Linked DNA regions of Homo sapiens: all the other regions are linked to region 2. A link is a loop called in an ENCODE intact Hi-C map of the cell type or tissue named here. Cell type or tissue: heart left ventricle. All regions are shown on one strand. Links, peaks and the distances in the headings refer to the core of each region. The heading gives the core; the rest is flanking DNA.

What was found. A loop is a pair of places that touch in the nucleus more often than their neighbours do. Peaks named below come from ENCODE experiments on the same cell type or tissue, not always from the same donor. Only the 100,000 strongest peaks of a DNase experiment are listed, where the experiment ranks them.
Region 1: it touches region 2 in a loop (2.3-fold over the local background); 6 of 110 quality-filtered maps call a loop at or near these places.
Region 3: it touches region 2 in a loop (2.1-fold over the local background); 25 of 110 quality-filtered maps call a loop at or near these places.

What each region holds. Positions count from the first base shown.
Region 1 is chr13:110,940,746-110,947,027 of GRCh38, reverse strand. It overlaps LOC105370364 (a long non-coding RNA gene), which reads left to right. Exons shown (of 3, transcript XR_931732.3): 3 at 1,479-1,572. Among named protein-coding and RNA genes, the nearest start is that of LINC00431, 22 kb to the left of the region's middle. RefSeq lists an enhancer at 4,447-4,696. In heart left ventricle, for the core only: a CTCF peak has its summit at 2,543 (motif pointing left); no DNase peak of the experiment used is centred there; H3K27ac peaks cover 553 bases.
Region 2 is chr13:111,004,003-111,010,284 of GRCh38, reverse strand. No RefSeq gene overlaps it. Among named protein-coding and RNA genes, the nearest start is that of LINC00431, 41 kb to the right of the region's middle. RefSeq lists a silencer at 2,843-2,972. In heart left ventricle, for the core only: no CTCF peak of the experiment used is centred there; DNase peaks (open chromatin) are centred at 3,324 and 4,034; H3K4me3 peaks cover 339 bases; H3K27ac peaks cover 2,614 bases.
Region 3 is chr13:110,922,484-110,928,765 of GRCh38, reverse strand. No RefSeq gene overlaps it. Among named protein-coding and RNA genes, the nearest start is that of ANKRD10, 11 kb to the right of the region's middle. In heart left ventricle, for the core only: a CTCF peak has its summit at 3,397 (motif pointing right); no DNase peak of the experiment used is centred there.

The DNA.
Region 1 (6,282 bases), core at 355-5,354, 63 kb after region 2:
CCCCCATGTTCAGACTTTGCCAGGCCAGTGTCAGTCCCAGGACCACAAAACCCCAGGCCACAAGGTCTGCTCGTGCCCCAGCAGCAGGGACCAGGCCAACACACGCGGTGTAGAAAGGGCAGTGAGCGGTCGTTCAAGCTACAGCCAATTTCCCAGATTGTGCTGCTGTCCAGGACAACCTCTGCTGCTTTAGATACAATTTCATGATTGACCTTGTCAAGATTCCAGTTCCCTGGGACTTGACTGTTCTGCAGGGAGAACCACAAATTCTCCTATAACTCTAACAGCAAAAGACAGGGGCCTCTGCACTGATGAAGCTCCTGTACGTCACCAGCACCTCTAGGTGTGGCCGTCGGCAACAGAAGCCCCGGAGGTGACAGTGGGGACTTCCAGAGCCCTGGCAATGTTGGACAGTGAAGAACCAGGAGTCCCCAACCTCCTGGTACTGACATCCCAGGAATGAGATCCACAGCCGGCCGCTGTGAGGGGAGGAGGAGGAGGACCAGCCCAGCTCCGCCAAGCTTGGAGTTGTCAATGGGTTTTGAGGGAGAATGCAGGGGAAATGACACTGGACAGGGTGGCCCCACAGGAGAGCCAAAGGCAGCCTGACGCAGCCAGCGCCCCCTCCGTCCTCCTGCCCCGGACACATCCACAGGGCTCTCCCCTCCCTCCACAACTGAGGGCTCAGTTCCTCCTGTCCCCTGGTGTCCCCCCAATCCTGCTGGTGCCCATCTCCCCTCACACTGCACGCTGCCAGGCTCATCTGAGCCCCCACCCCCATGCCCATGCCAGCCTGGCCCTCTCTGGGCCTCTTGAATCCTAGCACACCCGGAGCACCCCCAGGGGCCATCCCAGCACCTCCCACTCAGATGACCAACCGGCCTCATTCCATTCAAGGTGCCTCTCCCTGTCTCTCCTTCCAGTCACCCAGCGCCTTCCTGGGAAACTGAAAGCAAGAATTCTGCTCCCTGAGCCCCACACCCACTCATAGAGCCAGAGGATCAGGCTCTGTTGGGGGCTGGGTGGGGCTGGAGCACAGGCTTGGAGCCGGTCTGACCTGGGTTCCAATCCCAACTTGGCCCCTATGAGCTGTGTGACCTTGGGAAGACCTTGGGCAAATGACCGCGCATCCTAAGCCTTCTTCATCTTCAAAGTGGGATAATCACAGCACCTGTACTGGGTGTTGAGGAGATGGAAGGAGATGCTGTCTGCAGAGGGTTGAGTGCAGGGCCCGGCACACAGGGAGCGCTTGGTACTCACCCCCTGCACCTGGGGAAGGCCACCCTGTGCAGCCCTAAGAAGGCATCTGTGTGGGGCGTGGACACTCAAAGAAGGGGAGTCTAATGCTACCAGCCACACCCGTCAGCCTCACAGCCCATGCTTATTGGTGGAGTGAGCCACGGTGGGTCTGAAACATAGGCTCTAAGAACAGTTAATGAAACACCCAGTTTCTCAAGAAACTCTGTTCTTTCCAACAGGAGATCATCTAAAGCAGAAGAGAAAGCTGCATGAAAGTGTACTGAGAGCCAGTTACTACAGGCGGACGCCACGCCAGGCTAGGACTAGGGCCGCCGGCAGAGCCTGCACTCTCCACTCACTCCCACCCTTGGGGCAGACGCCGAATTATGGAACATTCTGTATAAAGGAAAACTGTCTTATTCTAAGGATGACAAACAAAATAAACATATTTAAATATTAAGTTAGAGGCAACATGGTTTTTTTCCTTAATAAAAAGAGATGAAAACCTAATTAACTCTGGAAAATAACAGCATTCGAAGCTTGCTATTGTCTGATAGCATAAGCTTTGAAGAAACATAACCTCAGAGCCTGCGTATTTGTCAGCGTTCTCTAGGGAAACTAATAGGATGTGCGTGTATGTGTGCGTGTGCATGTGTGTGTGCGTGTGCATGTGTGTGTGCGTGTGTGTGGATGTGTGTGCGTGAGTGTATGTGTGGTGTGTGTGTGCATGTGTATTTGTGTGTGTGAATATATGCGTGTGTGTATGTGCGTGTGTGTGAGATATTTATAATATGGAATTGGCTCATGTGATTATGGAGGCTGACAAGTCCCAAGACCTGCAGAGTCTACAAGCTGGAGACTCAGGAAGAGCTAATGTTTCAGTTCCAGTCTTAAGGCAGGAAACAGCCCATGTCCCAGCTGCAGGCAGGCAGGAGGAGTTCCGTGTATTCAGAGCAGAGCCAGCCTCTGTCCTGTTCAGGCTTTCAGAGTTGGAGGACACCCACCACCCATCTAGGGAGCCCCGTCTGCTACAATCAAGCTACACACTCAAATGCGAATCTCTCCCAAAACACCCTTACAGACACACCCAGGAGAATGTTTGACTGAATATCTCAGGATATCACAGGCACCCTGTGGCCCAGTCAAGTTGACACATAAGATTCACCATCACAGCCCGTGATGGATTATGTCTAAGAACAGAGTCTAGGAAAGTCTGCCCTCTCACCCTTTCCTACTGCAGCACATTGCAAAACACACATACACAGGTGCAGAATATGTGTGCACACAGAGAACACCACTGCCTCCTGGTGCTCAGCAAGGGCTCTTTGCGCTTTTGTGGTGTGGAGAGGGAACAGCATTACCAAAGTGTCTGGGTTGAGTGTCACAGAAAGCCAGGGCTCATATTCTGCCTCTGTGTAGTCAGGCTAGTCACGACCAGGGGCCAAACTCAAAGGTTGTTAACAGTATTTTGAATGTCAGCCCTGAAGGAAACCAAAGTCTCTACAGAGGAAAACAAAACAAAACAAAACAAAAAACAAAACGCTTTCCAATTCCCAGGAAATGACTCACTTTCAAGAAATTTTCAATGCATTGAAATTCCAGTTTATCAAAAGGGAAAAAGTTATGGTGAAGAGAGAATGGAAGGTCGTTGGGGAGCTGGCAAAGACTTGTAGAGATAAACCCTGTCATCAGTATTTCACCTGCAAAGGACTCGACTCACCAACATTCTCTGGGAAACAAGAACCTTTCTTTCAGCAACTGTCAGCTTGTTGCAAGTTTTTGTATGCAAACTGGTTCTGGCTGTAGACAAGCTGTACCTACCTCTGTTCAACACATTGATATGATCAGGCTGGGGGGTGTTATTTACATTAAAGTGTGTGATTTTTCCCATTTCTCCAGAAAGGCAGGAGAAGTTCATGATCGTATCTTAGAACATCTCTAGATAGAGAACTTTTGTTCCCTAGGGACAGTCTTAGCAATGGATTGGTGTTCTTTCCAAAACACCATTCCAAAGGCGGTTAGAAATGGAATCAAATGATGCCATTTTATTTGTAATTCCAGCTGTGCTCTCTTCTGAAAAGACAAAAATGTCCCATCACCTCTTTCCATGATGTCCTGCTACTGACTTACTCAGTAACTAGTGAGTCACTAGTCGCTGCCTCAGTTTTCTCATCTGGACACAAGGGGTTGCATGAAAGGCCTGGAAGGGCTATTCCAGTAAAAACAGTCTCTGATTCGAATCCCTCAGTCCTTTGTTTGCCCTTCCAGTAAGTCGGTAGCAGGGCAGGATGCAAATATTTCTGATGCCCAACACTATCCTATTTCTACTAAACCATTCCATAATTGTTTATCAATAAATGGATCAACAAATGGATATTTCACTGTTTATTTAGTTATTTATTTATTTATTTTTGAGACGGAGTCTTGCTCTGTCACCCAGGCTGGAGTGCAGTGGTGTGATCTCGGCTCACTGCAACCTCTGCCTCCCAGCTTCAAGCGATTCTCCTGCCTCAGCCTCCCAAGTAGCTGGGACTATACAGGTACCCGCCACCACGCCCAGCTAATTTCTGTATTTTTAGTAGAGACAGGTTTTTGCCATGTTGGCCAGGCTGGTCTCGAACTCCTGACCTCAGGTGATCCACCCACCTTGGCCTCCCAAAGTGCTGGGATTACAGGCATGAGCCACCACATCTGGACTTCATTTTTGTTGTTGTTCTTTTTTTAATTTTTAGTTTTTCCTCAGCTCTCCCCTCAACAACTGGATATTTCAAAAAGTGACTATTTCAATGTGAATTATTTTCTTTGTCTTTTGGCTTTATACTTGACTTCCAAGAAACATTTTTTGTGATTGATGAATTGTTCCCATGCACATTACATCACTGAATCCTCACAAAAGTGCTGTTAGATAGACATCACCTCCACTTTATATGAGGAAGACTGAGGACTCAGAGATAACCAACAACTTACTCACCGTCACACCATCATGTGGCCAGTGGTCAGTGGGGATCAACATTCCAGCCCAGGCCTTCCAATCCAGAAGCCACAATCTCCCCACTAAATTTCTTAAAATCATGACCGCATCATTGTTTGCCAATCAGGATATTTTGATGGAATCAATTTTCCCCCAGGGAATGCTCTGACACCATACTGACCCCAGATAAGACTGTATTAGTCCGTTTTCATGCTGCTGATAAAGACATACCTGAGAGTGGATAGTTTATAGAGAAAAAGAGGTTTAATGGACTCACAGCTCCATGTGGCTGGGGAGGCCTCAAATCATGGCAGAAAGTGAAAGGCATGTCCTACCTGGCTGCAGACAAGAGAGAATGAGAGAATGAGTGAAAGGGAAAACCCCTTATGAAGTCATCAAATCTCATGAGACTTATTCACTACCCTGAGAGCAGTGTGGGGGAAACTGCCCCCGTGATTCAATTATCTCCCACCAGGTCCCTCCCACAACACATAGGAATTATGAGAGCTACAAATTCAAGATAAGATTTGGGTGGGGAAACAGCCAAGCCATATAAAAGACAAAATATACAAATTCTCTTTCATTATCTCGCTATAGGTTGAACAAGTGTGCTTGACCTTTTCCTTTCCTGTTCTACCCCTAAATCTTATAACATCTCTCATTACAGTAATTTTCAAAACTAAAACTTTAATAATTTAATATTTTGGTCACATAAAAATGTTTCCAATCTAAGTGACAGTATCAAAAAACAGCTGAATCAACATGTTGGGTCCTTGGCAGCCAAATTTTCATCCTCACCCAGTGGCAATGAGGGAGCAATGCTAGTGGCAATGCCAGTCACAGCCAAATTCTGCCCCACCTCCTTCCCATACTGGCAGGGCCCAGCAGGGAACTGAACATCCACCCCCACCCATGCCTACATGCAATGCATAAACAGGTAAGTGCCTGTCCAAAAAGACTGAAGAGGACCCACAGTCTTACAACATGATGCTGAAAATGTTCGGGGCATGATTTCAAAACTGCTGAATATACCAGGAACTAGGATGATTGCAACTTGAATAAGAAAAGACAATAAACAGATGCTGTAGTGGGTTGAAACAGTGGCCCACAAAAAGATAAGCTATGTCCACCTTTTGGAACCTACAAATACAGCCTTACTAGGAAGTAAGATCTTCATAGATGTAATTAAGTTGAGGCTTTTGAGATTTGATAACCCTGGGTTCCAAATTCGCCAACACATGTCCCCATAAGAGGAAGGCAAAAGGAGATTTGAGTCAGAGAAAAGGAGAAGGCCATATGAAGATGGAGGCAGAGACTGGACCTATGCAGCCCCAAGTCCAGGAATGCTGTCAGTCACCAGAAGGAAAAAGCAATGAATGCAATCTTCCATGGAAGACCCTCTGGAGAGAGTATAGCCCTGCTGACACCTTGATCTGTCTTCTGGCCTCCAAAACTGTGAGAGAATAAATTTATGTTGTTTTAGGCCACACAGTTTGTGTTGCTTTGTTATGGCAGCCCTAGGGAACCAATACAGATGTGAACACTGAGATGATATCTGACATGATTTTAAAGCAACAATTCTAAAAATACTTCCATAAGCAATTATAAACCCTCTTGAGACAGAATTGAGAAGCTTGGAGATAAAAGCAACAGGTTGCCTCTTTCCCGCCCACCCCCTCCACCCCACCAGGTTTGAATGAGCACCCCAAGGGCCTGGTCTGTTACAGACAGATGAAACGTTTTATTTAAAGATAGGAGGGCCAGGACTGGGGCTGTGTGAGGGCTTGCTTTAAATCCTCCACTGCCTTAATTTCTTCTGGGGACCTTTGCAAGGGGTTGGGTTCCCTTTTTAGTAACTTAAAATACAGAATCTTTGTCCTTTGAACATATGAGTCCATCCATAACCTACAGTAGCCAGTTAAACCTAAAAAGTTTTGGAGTTCTCTCTTTGTCTTAGGCAAGGGCAGACCCACTATTCCCGATATTCTCTCTGCGTTTATTCTCTGCTTTCCTTCACTAATTAGGTGTCCTAAATATTTAACTTCTCCTACAAATTGCGATTTGGTTTTGGA
Region 2 (6,282 bases), core at 891-5,890:
ATGCATGGAGCTGTCATCTCCTGTGAGAACAATGCCTTCTGGATACCTCCTGAAGGACCTGCATGAGGCTGTTTGACAGTTAACTTTTTTTTTTAATAAGGAGAAGGAGTATGCTCCAAGATAATAATAAAATGTACAGTATGGTAAATACTAGGCAACGGGAATGTTTCAGCTTCATTATAACCTTATGGGACCATTGCCATGTATGTAGTCTGCCATTGACCCAAACATTGCTCTGCAGTCGGTGACTGTACACGGTGTAGTCAAACCATGTAGTGTCATTTTACGATTTTGTGTGTTGTTTCTTTAACACATAAATTTAACGATTTTATAGAAGTCATTCTGCACTGTCTGTTTTTATTTTTTTTTAACTAAACAGTGTATCTTCCTTTCACAACTTCATCCATTACAAGGGGAATTTACTGCCTTCAGCAGCTCTTTCTCCTGTTCAGAGCATCAGGACTTCAAATGTATTCATATTTTGTATAATACAGTAAGCATTTCTGTTTCTTATTCTTTCAGCTTTGGGGCCATTTCTGAAAAATGCCTCTAAGAAGAAATGCCCAACTTTATTACATTTTCTTAAAACCAGACATCTTTTGTATATTTTCCACTGGGTGTGTTAGGGTTATATCCCTAGTAGAGTATAGTTTTGTCATTATGAGGGGTCTTCAAAAAGTCCATGAAAAATGCATATTATGAAAAAAACTATATGTGAATTCAATTTTTTTGCACTAAAATAAACTCATACTAACTTGTTATAACATGTCTGGACAGGATATAGTTTGAGGCACTAAGAAGGATAAGACATCAGTTTGAAAAGAGCACCTGTCAGAACAACATGAATTCTGCTAAGACAGAAGCAAGAACAAACAACTTTTTAAATTTTTTATTTTTTTTAGAGACAAGGTCTTACCAGGTCTGTTACCCAGGCTGGAGTGCAATAACATGATCATAGCTCACTGTAACCTCAAACCACTGGGTTCAAGTAATCATCCCACCTCAGCCTCCCCGGTAGCTGGAACGACAGGTGTGTCCCATCACACACAGCTATTTTAAAAATTTTTTTGTAGAGATGAGCTCTTGGTATGTTGCCTAGGCTGATCTCAAAATGGTATTAGGCAATCCTCCTGCCTTGACCTCCCAAAGTGTTGGGATTACAGGTGTGAAACACTGCACCTGATCTCAAATATTTGGGTGGAAGAATGGTGAAACCACTGATGCTTTATGAAAAGATTTATGGAGATGCTATTCCCAAAGAAATCAGCAGTTTACAAATGGATACCTTGTTTTAAGAAGTGATGAGATAATTCTGAAGATGAAGCCCTCTGCAGTAGACCATCTACATCAATTTTTGAGGAAAAAAAGTTGTGTTCATTTAATAATTAAACAGGACCAATGATTAACAGCAGAAACAATAGCCAACACTATAGAAATCTGAATAGGTTGAGCTCCACAATTCTGACTGAAAAAATAACGTTGAGCAAACTTTCTATTCCACAGGTGCCAAAACTATTGTTCCCAGATTAGCTGCAGACAGGAGCAGAGCTTTTGATGGAAATTTTAAAGAAATGGGATCAACATCCAGAAGCATTTCTTCAAAGAATTGCCATGGGAGCTGAACTTTCCCTTTACCATCCTGAAGACAAAGCAGAAGCAAAGAAATGGCTACCGAGGGTGGAAGTGGCCCCGTCACAGCACAAGCAGACTGGCCAAGAGCAAAGGTCGTGGCAACAGTGTTTTGGGATGCTCATGGCATAGTGCCTGTTGACTTCTTGAAGGGCCGGAGAACGATAACATCTGCTTATTATGAAAGTGCTTGTAAAAAGTTAGCAAAAGCTTTAACAGACAGACACCTGAGAAAGCTTCACCAGAGAGTCCTCCTCCACCACAACAAAGGTTCTGCTCATTCCTCTCATCAAGTGAGGGCGATTTTGCGAGAGTTTCAATGGGAAATCTTTAACCATCCACCCTGGATAGGTTCCTTCTGACTTCTTTACTTCCTAATATTTAAAAAATCTGTAAAAGACACCCATTTTTTCCCAGTTAATAATGTAAAAAAGACTGCACTGACATGGTTAAATTCCCAGGACACTTAGTTCTTTAGGGATGGACTAAGTGAATGGTATCATTGCTTACAAAAGTGTCTGGAACTTGATGGAACTCGTGTTGAGAAATAAAATCATATTTTAAACTTTTATCTCTTAATTCCATTTTTTCATAAACTTTTTAAAGTCCTCTCATATGTGAGAAATGTTTCTAAATTACATCTTATAGTTAGTTATCATAGACATATGGAAAGGCTATTTATTTGATTCTATTAATCAGTATATTCATCATCACGCTAAACTTGAGGCTAAGGGTTAATGCTAAACTGGGCCTAAGGATAAGATAGTGGTAATGGTTCTGAAATGTATTATTACATAATGTATAATGTAACAATGTAATTTTCCTGACTTGGATAGGCATTTTGTAACTGTGTGAGAGAAACCCCTCATAAAAAATGCATAAAAAATGTACACTGAGGCCATTTGGGGGCGATGGAACATCATGACCTCAACTTATTCTCAAATGGTTAGGGTGAGGGGAAGCATTTTATTGTAGTGCAAGTGACAATTTTTATATACGCTTGAGATTTTCTAAAGTGCATTAAAAATAATATTTGAATGGGTACAACATGTCATTCTAGTAATGGATGCTCTAAATGCCCTGACTTCACCACTACACAAGCTATGTATGCACTTGCACCCTGATATGGTTTGGCTCTGTGTCCCCACCCAAATCTCATGCTGAATTGTAATCCTCAGTGTTGGGGGAGGGACCTGGTGGGAGGTGATTGTATCATGGGGGCACTTTCCTCCGTGCTGCTCTCAGGATAGTGAGTTCTCACGAGATCTGGTGGTTTGTAAGTGTGTAGCACTTCCCCTTTTGCTCTCTCTCTGTCTCCTGCCCCACCATACAAAGACTTGCTTCCTTCCCATTTGCATTCTACCATGATTGTAAGTTTCCTGAGGCCTCCCAGCCATGCTTCCTGTACTGCCTATGGAACTTTGAGGTGATTAAACGTATTTTCTTCATAAATTACCCAGTCTCAGGTAGCTCTTTTTAGCGGTGTGAAAACAGACTATTACATATCCCATAAAGCTATTAAAAATAACAAAATCCCTTGGCAACGCCTGCTGCTAAGAAAGTGAAGTCTTAAAGAGAGGACAGGAATAAGAGTGTTTAGCCAAGGGCTTTTGAGTGTGTGTTACTGTGAGGTCGGCCAATTCAGGCCTGGTGGGAGGTCTCCCGCTGACAGTACAGTCTCCTATGACTCAGCCTCAGCCAGCGAAGGCTCCAGAACAGTCGCGACGTCCTCGTGTGGAGCCTTCAGTCCCACAGACAGACTCCTTGCCTTGTTCCCATGGCTGCCTTTGGCTCCTCATATAATTTCTCCTCCCACTTGACTTTTCTGGAAGTTAGAATCCACAATCAGCTGCCAAGTAAGATGATTGTGGTCTCAGTAGAACTGCTTAACAAATAATGTAGACGTACTCTTCCAGGGAGAGGTCCGGACAAGCCCCTTTTTGAGCTCCTTCCCAATTCTGTGACTTCTGATAGAAGAATCAGGCACCGGGCACAGAGTGGCCTGGGTACTGAGTCCAGCCACCTGTTCCTACTCCCACCCTCTCTGCTGAGCCCGAGCCCGGAGGACCTCACAATTAAACCAGCTCAACTTTCCGGGCAGTTGATTTCAGGGAAATCTTTAAATAGCAGCAGCTGTTGCTTTCTGAAGGAAGTTTCTGGGAAAGTGTCTATTTAGTTCAATTAATATTTTGGAATTTTGCTTAAAAATACTCTATTTTCAGAAATATTGGACACTAATGTCATAAATCAGTTTAGTCACATATTAGGAATTATTATTAGTACTTTAATACATGTGGAGAAACGAAATGTACACATGGACAGTGGCCAGGGCAGACATAAAAACAGAGCTTGGACACACAGCCTGCAGCTGCTGCCCCGGAAGCCAGCTCCGGGTGGAGACACAAAGCCCAGCCTGGGCAGCCGTCTAATGCAGGTCAAACTTGCAGGAAGTCAGATTGCAAACAATAATTCTGGAACAATCGGCCCGATGGTCCAGACTAGATTAATAATTTCCCAAATTTTTGTCCCTACTTCCAACTCAGGAGCAAGAATAGAGAGCCAAACACGCTCCCTCACCGGTCACACGGCGTGCCTCATTCAGCCACAGCCTGCAGCATCCTCAGGCCAACAGCCACCTTCAGGGCGTGCCTGCAGGAGCCTCCCCTTGTCTTCATCATAAATCTCTCCCACTCCCCTGCCTGCCTTCCAGTACCTCTCAAGCTCTTGAGACGGCAGCTGATGCCCTCGCTACAGCAAGCTCCGAATGATAGGTTCTGCGTTTCTCGTCTGAGTGGTCTCCTTTTACTTCCACAATATTTAAATATACTTTGATTCACATTATTGCACCTGATTCTACACATCCCTGCAAGTAGGGTACAGCAGGCGTTTCTTGTGTTTTTGAAGGCTTGAAACTTCCAATTACTCAGCTAAAGCTACGGCGAAAGAGAAAAATGATCCAATGATACTTGCTGAAGAGGGAAAGCAGAATTTACTCAAGGGGCAGTGGCCACAGGTTCAGGGACTGCTGCTGTGGGTCTCGCAGTGGAGGGAGATGAGCTCAGCTCTGATGACAGCACAAGCACTTGGAATTTGTAGCTAAGGAGTAGGGTGGGGTCAGTGGATGGAAAATGAGTAAGCGGAAATCTCAGGGCCATGGGGGATTGTGGCCAAATCCACCTAGCAGGATTCCTGGGGAAGGCAGGCAGGATGCTTGGATGTCACCTGGCGACCATGGAGGCTGAGAAGCCCACTCAGACATCGAGGGTGACTGAGAAGGGAAGATGACCCTGCATATTGTAGGGAAAGGTCGGAAACAGTCACCACGGGGCAAGCCCATCAAAATTCAGTGGCCCTCGCTGAGATTTTACACATTTCAAAGCCTTTATTTTCAGATTCAGATATCATAAAATCAGGCAAATAAAAATCTTTTTCCAATTTTTGTCCTTCATGATGATCCTATTCTGAAACAGATCTCAGAGGGTCTACGAGGTCAAAATTGATTTTGCAATAATATTGAGATTTCATTTATGTTAACATGCAATGTGTTTATTATTGCTGCTTTCCAGTGAAACAATACATATTTTTTTAAAAGTTCTCAACCTCAGTGTTGAATGTAATAAATATGGCTATGACCTACATAAACAGAAGCTGAGGTCTTTGTTAAGTTCTAAGAGTGTTAAAGGTGCCCAGAGATCAAAAAGGTAAAACCACCATTTGAGGACAAAACTACCTTTCTCCTTACCAAAACCACAGGCAGGCCTGGATGCGTCTCCCTGCTGTTGCTGCTACGAGTGTGTTCACCTATATTTCAGAATAGAAACCTGGGGGCTAGGGTGGTGCTGAATTCTGTGTGCTATCTTGACTGGGCCGCAGGCTACCCTGTATTTAGTCAAATGTTACTCTGGGTGTGTCTGTGAAGGTGTTTCCGGTTGAGACTAACATTTGAATCTGTGGACTGGCCAAAGCACATGGCCCTCCACAATGCGGGTGGCCTCACCCAACCAGTTCAGGCCTGAATGGGACAAAAAAGACTGCCTCCTGCCCATGCCAACTAAGAGGGAACTCCTTTCCCTCACTACCTTGGGCTGAACATCGGTCTTGTCCTGCCATTGGACTCAAACTGAAACATCGGCCCTTTTGGGGTCTGAAGCCTGACAGCTTGGCCTGGAACTTATACCGCAGGAGGGGCTCTCCTGGGTCTCCAGGTTGTTGACTGCAGACCTTGGGCTCGTCAACCTCCGTGATCATGGGAGCCAGTTCCCTATACGAAATCTCTCTCTCTAGATCTGAATATCCCGAGAGTTCTGTTTCACTGCCTGTCATACGTGAACATGTTAGCATCCTAGCAATGTCTTCATACCACTTTCTACAAGCCAGACACATCCCTTTCCAATGTAGCAAAAATGAACATGTTTATTAGCATGACCCAAAGATATTGCCTCTATCTAGCATATAAAAATAAGCAAAAGTATATAAACTTAAAATTATGCTCAGTAATCAGAGTTTCAATATTCTATCTTACTTAGAAATCATCCAGGTATTCACAAATTACACCTTAATTAACTCAGTTTGAAATCACTCTAAGATCTTAGGTTATGTAAAGATCTTGAAAACTATTTTCAAGCTGACGGTGCAACACAACAGCCATTGAAG
Region 3 (6,282 bases), core at 907-5,906, 82 kb after region 2:
ACACAAAGCACATGAAAACATAAAACACATAGAAATACATTGGTAGCAGCCTCATTGACAATTTTTAAAGTGCAAATTAACAGTGGCATATGGTGGGTGCTTAATAAATACTTGTTGAATGAATTATTTTTGCATAAAACTATGGGTAATACCCAATATTAGCCAGGGTGTGGGGAAACAGGTACTCTCAAACATTGTTGGTGCAAGTATAAATTAGCCAAAATTTTCTGGAAGGAAATCTGAAACTTTTCCAGGAAATGAGACCTGGAAAAGCCATTATAATGTGCATAAAACTGGCCCAGAGATTCCACCTCAGGAAATGAGACAAACAAGCAAAGAACCATACACAAATAAATTCACCTCAAAATTGTTTATCATTGCAAAAAGAGATGAATTCACCAATAAAGGAGGAGTAAATAAATTATGCTACAGGCACATATTGGGATATTGCACAGCTATTAAAAAGAATAGTAGAGATGTCTATTACCAGCCTGAAAAGCCTGAAATTTGTTAAGTAAATGACTCAGGTTACAGACAGTGTGTGTAATATGATTCCATTTTACTTGAAAAATCATGGGTATATTAATATATAAAGATACAGGTTGAGTACCCCACATCCAAAATGCTTAAGACCCGAAGTGTTTTGGATATGGAGTTTTTGGAATATTCGCCTTATGTATACTTACCGGTTGAGCATCCCATATCCAGAAATCCAAAGTCCAAAATTCTCCAATGAGCATTTCCTCTGAGTGTTATACTGGTGCTCAATGTTTTGAATTTTGGACTATTTCAGATTTCAGGTTTTTTGATTTGGCATGCTCAATCTGTATTTATATCTATGTGTGTGTGTGGAAATGTATACAACAAATGAAATTACCTCTAGGATAGAATTACAAGGGGCTTTCATCTCACTTTCTTTTTGTTTTCTTCAACTTTTATTTTGAGTTCAGGGGTACATGTGCAGGGTGTGCAGGTTTGTTACATAGTTAAATGTGTGCCATGGAGGTTTGCTGCACAGATCATCCCATCACCTAGGTATGAAGCCAGCATCCCTCAGCTATTCCTCCTGATGCTCTCCCTCCCTCGATCCCACCCCCAACACGCTCCAGTGTCTGTTGTTCCCCTTTGTGTCCATGTGTGCTCATCATTCAGCTCCCACTTATAAGTGAGAACATGTGGTGTTTGGTTTTCTGTTCCTGTGTTAGTTTGCTGAGAATAATGGCTTCCAACTCCATCCATGTCCCTTCAAAGGACATAATCTCATTCCTTTTTATGGCTGCATAGTATTCCATGGTGTATACGTGCCACATTTTCTTTATCCAGCCTATCACTGATTGATAGGCATTTAGGTTGATTCCATGTCTTTGCAATTGTGAATAGTGCTGTGATGAACATACGAGTACATGTGCCTTTATGGTAGAATGACTTCTATTTCTTTGGGTATACACCCAGTAATGGGATTGCTAGGTCAACTGGTATTCCTGCCTTTAGGTTCATTTTCTACTTTATATATTTCTGTAATGTCTAGACTTTGTTACAAGAACCATTATTTTTGGCAAAAGAAAATGCTCATTTTAAAAATGAAGCAATATAGAAATGTTCCAAAGAGAAATGTCCCCAACATGTACCATTCAAAAACTCTCAGGTGAAAATCATTTTCCAGATCTTTCTATGGGGAGAGAGAAGTATAATTGTACATACTTAGTAAACAGAGAGGGAAGAGGGGAAAGAGAGAAGAACAATTCACAGAGCAGACGATAATGTCATATACGGCTCTGCTCCTGGAGCCCAGCAGTGAGTTAGAAGACCTGGCCCTGCTGTTCACTCAGCTGCTCTCCATCCTCCTGAGTCTCTTGTGGGCATTTTGCCACCCTGGGTGGGGTTCCATTCTTTAAAGCCATTTATTTTTTTCTTCAAGATGGGCCCCAGGTCAAGTCTGGTACTGAACCAAAGAAACAGTATTCTCCTAGCAGAAGAAACAAAACAACTAGTTATGTGATTTATTGATAGATGAGGTACATATTAGTCTCCAATATCCCAGTGCCACTGTATTAGTCAGGGTTCTCTAGAGGGACAGAATGAATAGGATAGATGTACATATAAAAGGGAGTTTATTAAGGAGTACTGACTCACACCATCACAAGGTGAGGTCCCACAGTAGGCCATCTGCAAGCTGAGGAGCAAGGAAGCCAGTTCAAGTCCCAAAGCTATAGAACTTGGAGTCCGATATTGGAGGGCAGGAAGCATCCAGCATGGGAGAAAGATGGAGGCCAGAAGACTAAACCAGTCTAGTCTTTCCAAGTTCTCCTGCCTGCTTTTATTCTGGCCACACTGGCAGCTGATGAGATGGTGCCCACCCAGACTGAGGGTGGGTCTGCCTCTCCCAGTCCACTGACTCAAATGTTAATCTCCTTTGGCAACACCCTCACAGACACACCCAGGATCAATATTTTGCATCCTTCAATGCAATCAAGTTGACACTCAACTATCACAGCCACTCAATAAAAATAAAATTTGAGATATATATGTTATTTAAACCCTTTCCCTAACCACATCCCAAGTAAAGAGAAACAGGTGAAATTAATTTGAACAATATATTTTCTTTAACTCAGTGTATCCTAAGTATTATCAATTTATTATATCAACATATTTACATATATTAACATACATTCAACATTTAAAATGATTAATGAGCTATTTCATATTCCTTCACTTTCACTCAGCCTTGGAAGTTCGGTGTGTGTTTCACAGCACGTCTCAATGGGGCACTGAAGTTTCACTGAGAACAGTTGATCCTTACTTAGATTCCAGACCATTACATTTGAAAGAGTTCCATGCACAGATCTAAGTTGTTCCAAACATACTTAAGAATTTTCCAATAACTGAATCAGGCTTCAGTTTTTAAGTTCACATTTAAATAAATTAAAATTAAATAAAATTTAAAATTTAGTTCCTCAGTCTGACGGGCCACATTTCAAGTGCTCAAAAGCACCCTTTGGCCAGCAGCTGCTACGGCCCACACAGCTTTCTACTGTCCTTTACAAGCAATTGAAAGAGATTTGCAAGTGTTACAGGAAAGGGGTCCCCAACTTCAAGAGAGGGTTCTTGGATCTCCTGCAAGAAAGAATTCAGGGCAACTCCCTAAAGTGAAAGTATGGTTATTAAGAAAGTAGAGAAATAAAAGAACCGCTACTCCATAGACAGAGCAGGCCTGAGGGCGGCTGGTTGCCCATTTTTATGGTTATTTCTTGATTATATGCTAAACAAGGGGTGGATTATACATGCCTCCCATTTTTAGACCATATAGGGTAACTTCCTGACGTTGCCATGGCATCTGTAAACCGTCATGGTGCTGGTGGGACTGTAGTAGTGAGGACCACCAGAGGTCACTCTCATCCCTATCTTGGTTTTGGTGGGTTTTAGCTGGCTTCTTTACTACAACCTGTTTTATCAGCAAGGTTTTCATGACCTGTATCTTGTGCCAGCCTCCTATGTCATCCTGTGACTTGGAATGCTTTAACCATCTGGGAACGCAGCCCAGTAGGTCTCAGCCTCATTTTACCCAGTCCCTATTCAAGATGGAGTTGCCCTGGTTCACACACCTCAGACACAAGGGCAGTTTTGACTGGGAAACAAGCAGCGAATGATTCGAATTTGTCACTCAATCCCTAAAGACAAAACTCCACTGTAAATTTAGTTTTACCTAAATTTATTCGTTAAATCATTTAGTTAAATTCTGAGCATCCGCTGTGAAGGAGGCCTTGTCTCTCTGGGCCATCCATTCAAGGGGGCCAGGACAGTTAGTGAGAAATCGGATCATTCCAGAGGTACGTGCTGGGAAGAAAGCAAAGCAGGATGGCGCTGTGGAAGACGACTCGGGCTGGGGTTCAGGCCATACCATTCCTCCAAGATGACATTTTAAGGGGAGGCCTGAAAGACAAGGAGTCAGCAGTGTGAGTTTTGGGTGACAGCATTCCCAGCAGACAGAGCTGGGTCCAGGAACAGGAAGCCCGAGGCCTGCATAACCTCAGTGAGGGCAAGAGACAGCAGTAAAAGGCTGGGCTGGAGGGGAACCAAGTCTCTATGCCATTTGTATTTTGTTCCAAGTTCAATGAAAAGGCATTGGAAGGTTTTAAGCTGGCGCTATTATTAGATTTATATCATAAAAAGATCCTCTGGCTGCTGGACAGGAAAAGCTGAGAGGTTACTGTGTCAGTTTAAGTGAGAGAGAATGGGTCAGAGAGATAGGAGGGGAGAAAGAAAGAGGTGTGTGGACTTGAGATATATTTGGAGGTAGGGCCCCCTGAGCTTGCAGATGGTTTGCACGTGGGAGTTGGGAAAGTATTGACCTGCAGGTGCTGGACTCAAGCCCCTGGATAGGTGGTGGTGTTATTTACAGAGTTAGAGAACACTATGTATGTGTGGGATGGGCAGCAGGTGTGGGGAGGGTGACTCAAGAATTTAATTTGGGGCATGACTAGAGATGCCCCTCAGAGATCCAAATGGAGATATTTACTAAGCCACAGGATCTGAGTCTGGAGCTCAGAGGAGAGGTCAGGGCTAGACACATAAATTCAGAAATCACCAGTTGTAAGTAGTGTTTGGAGGTGTGAGATTAAATGACATTGCCTAGGAAGAAAATACAGAGAATGGAGGATCTAGGACCCAGCCCTGGGGTCTTTGAACATTTGGAGGTCCAGCAAGAGTTGGTGTGTCATGGAAGCCAGGACAGAGTGTTTCAAAAAGGAGCTAATGGGCAACTTGTTGCATGCTCCAGCAAGATAAAGCCAGATAAGAATAGAGAATTGAGCATTTGATTTGGCAGATTTGAAGGACTATGATGAATTTCACTGGTTATCCCTGGGAGTGCTGCGGACTAATGCCCAGTTGGAAAGGGTTGAGAAGGGCCTGGGAGACGATGGCTGCAGACAATCCTTTGAAAGGACAGAGGAGGGATGGGCAGGAGCTAGAAGGGGGTATGATGAGTGTGTGTGCTTATATTAAGGTAGAGAACCACTGTAAGTGGTCGCAGCAGATTTGCCTGATGAGGGGACTAATCCATTCAGTAGAGCAGATAAATTACTGATTTCTGAGCATCTTGCTTATTGGACATTTGTGTCTGTTTCCAGTACATTGCCTGTCAATATCCTTTGCCCCTGTTGCTCATCTCTCTCTTCTTGATATGTAGAAGTTCTTTTTATATGCTGAATGCGAATGCTTTACAGTCACGCCCTTCATACAACCTTTTGGTCAATGACAGGCTGCATATACAATAGTGGTCCCATGAGATGATAATACTATTAATATATTTTGACTGTACCTTTCCTATGTTTAGGTATGTTAAATATGCAAATACTTACCATTATGTCACAATTGCCTGCAGTATTCTGTATGGGAACATGCTGTACAGGTTAGTAGCCTAGGAGCAACAAGCTCCACCATCTAGCCTCGGTGTGTGACAGGCGGTACCATCCAAGTTTGTGGGGGCGCCCTCCAAGATGCTGAAATGAGGAAATCGCCTAATGGCGCATTTCTTAGAACGTATCCCTGCTGTTAAGCGAGGCATGACTGTATGTGTTAAATGAATTGCAAACAATTTCCCTTGTTCTGTAGCTTGTCTTTTGCTTTGAAAGAAGTTATTAATAACAACTGAAAGACATTATTATATTATTACTTATAGGCAAGTCTGGACATTTCTATGGCTGTGCTTTACGTGTCTTGTTGAGAAATCCTCCAACCCTCTAAGGTCATAAAGATGTTCTGCTGTCTTTTCTTCTAAATCTTTTTCCATTTTGCTTTCACATTGAAGTCTAATCCACCTGGAACAGATTTTTGAGTGTGTTTGAACTCTAATTGTTCCTCTGTCCTCGCCCCCTGCTCCTTGGAGTCAGGCTGGAGTGAAGCAGGGGGAAGGCATGTCCAAGTAAACAGGAGCAACTCTGGGTCTCTGGCCCCGGTTATTCTCTGTAGAGTGACACGTCCTTGCCAGCACACCGAACCTGCAGTCAGTGTGGATAAAAGTCACAGGCTGAGTGCTGCCGCACTTTGGAGAATGAAGAGGAAACAGCCATCCTACAGTTGGGATGAACTGCCCCCGGCCAGAGGTCAGAATGCTGGAGCCGCAGCAGCCTGTGTAGAGGACAGTGCCAGGTGAAGCAGTCCCCCAGGGGCACCAGGTCCAAGGAGCAGGGCACAGGAGCCCAAGAGGCACCAGGGATGTTCTCAGCAGCTGGCCTGCCCTCAGTGGCGCCAGTTTCTGACAACAAAGCCCCTAGCAGCCAT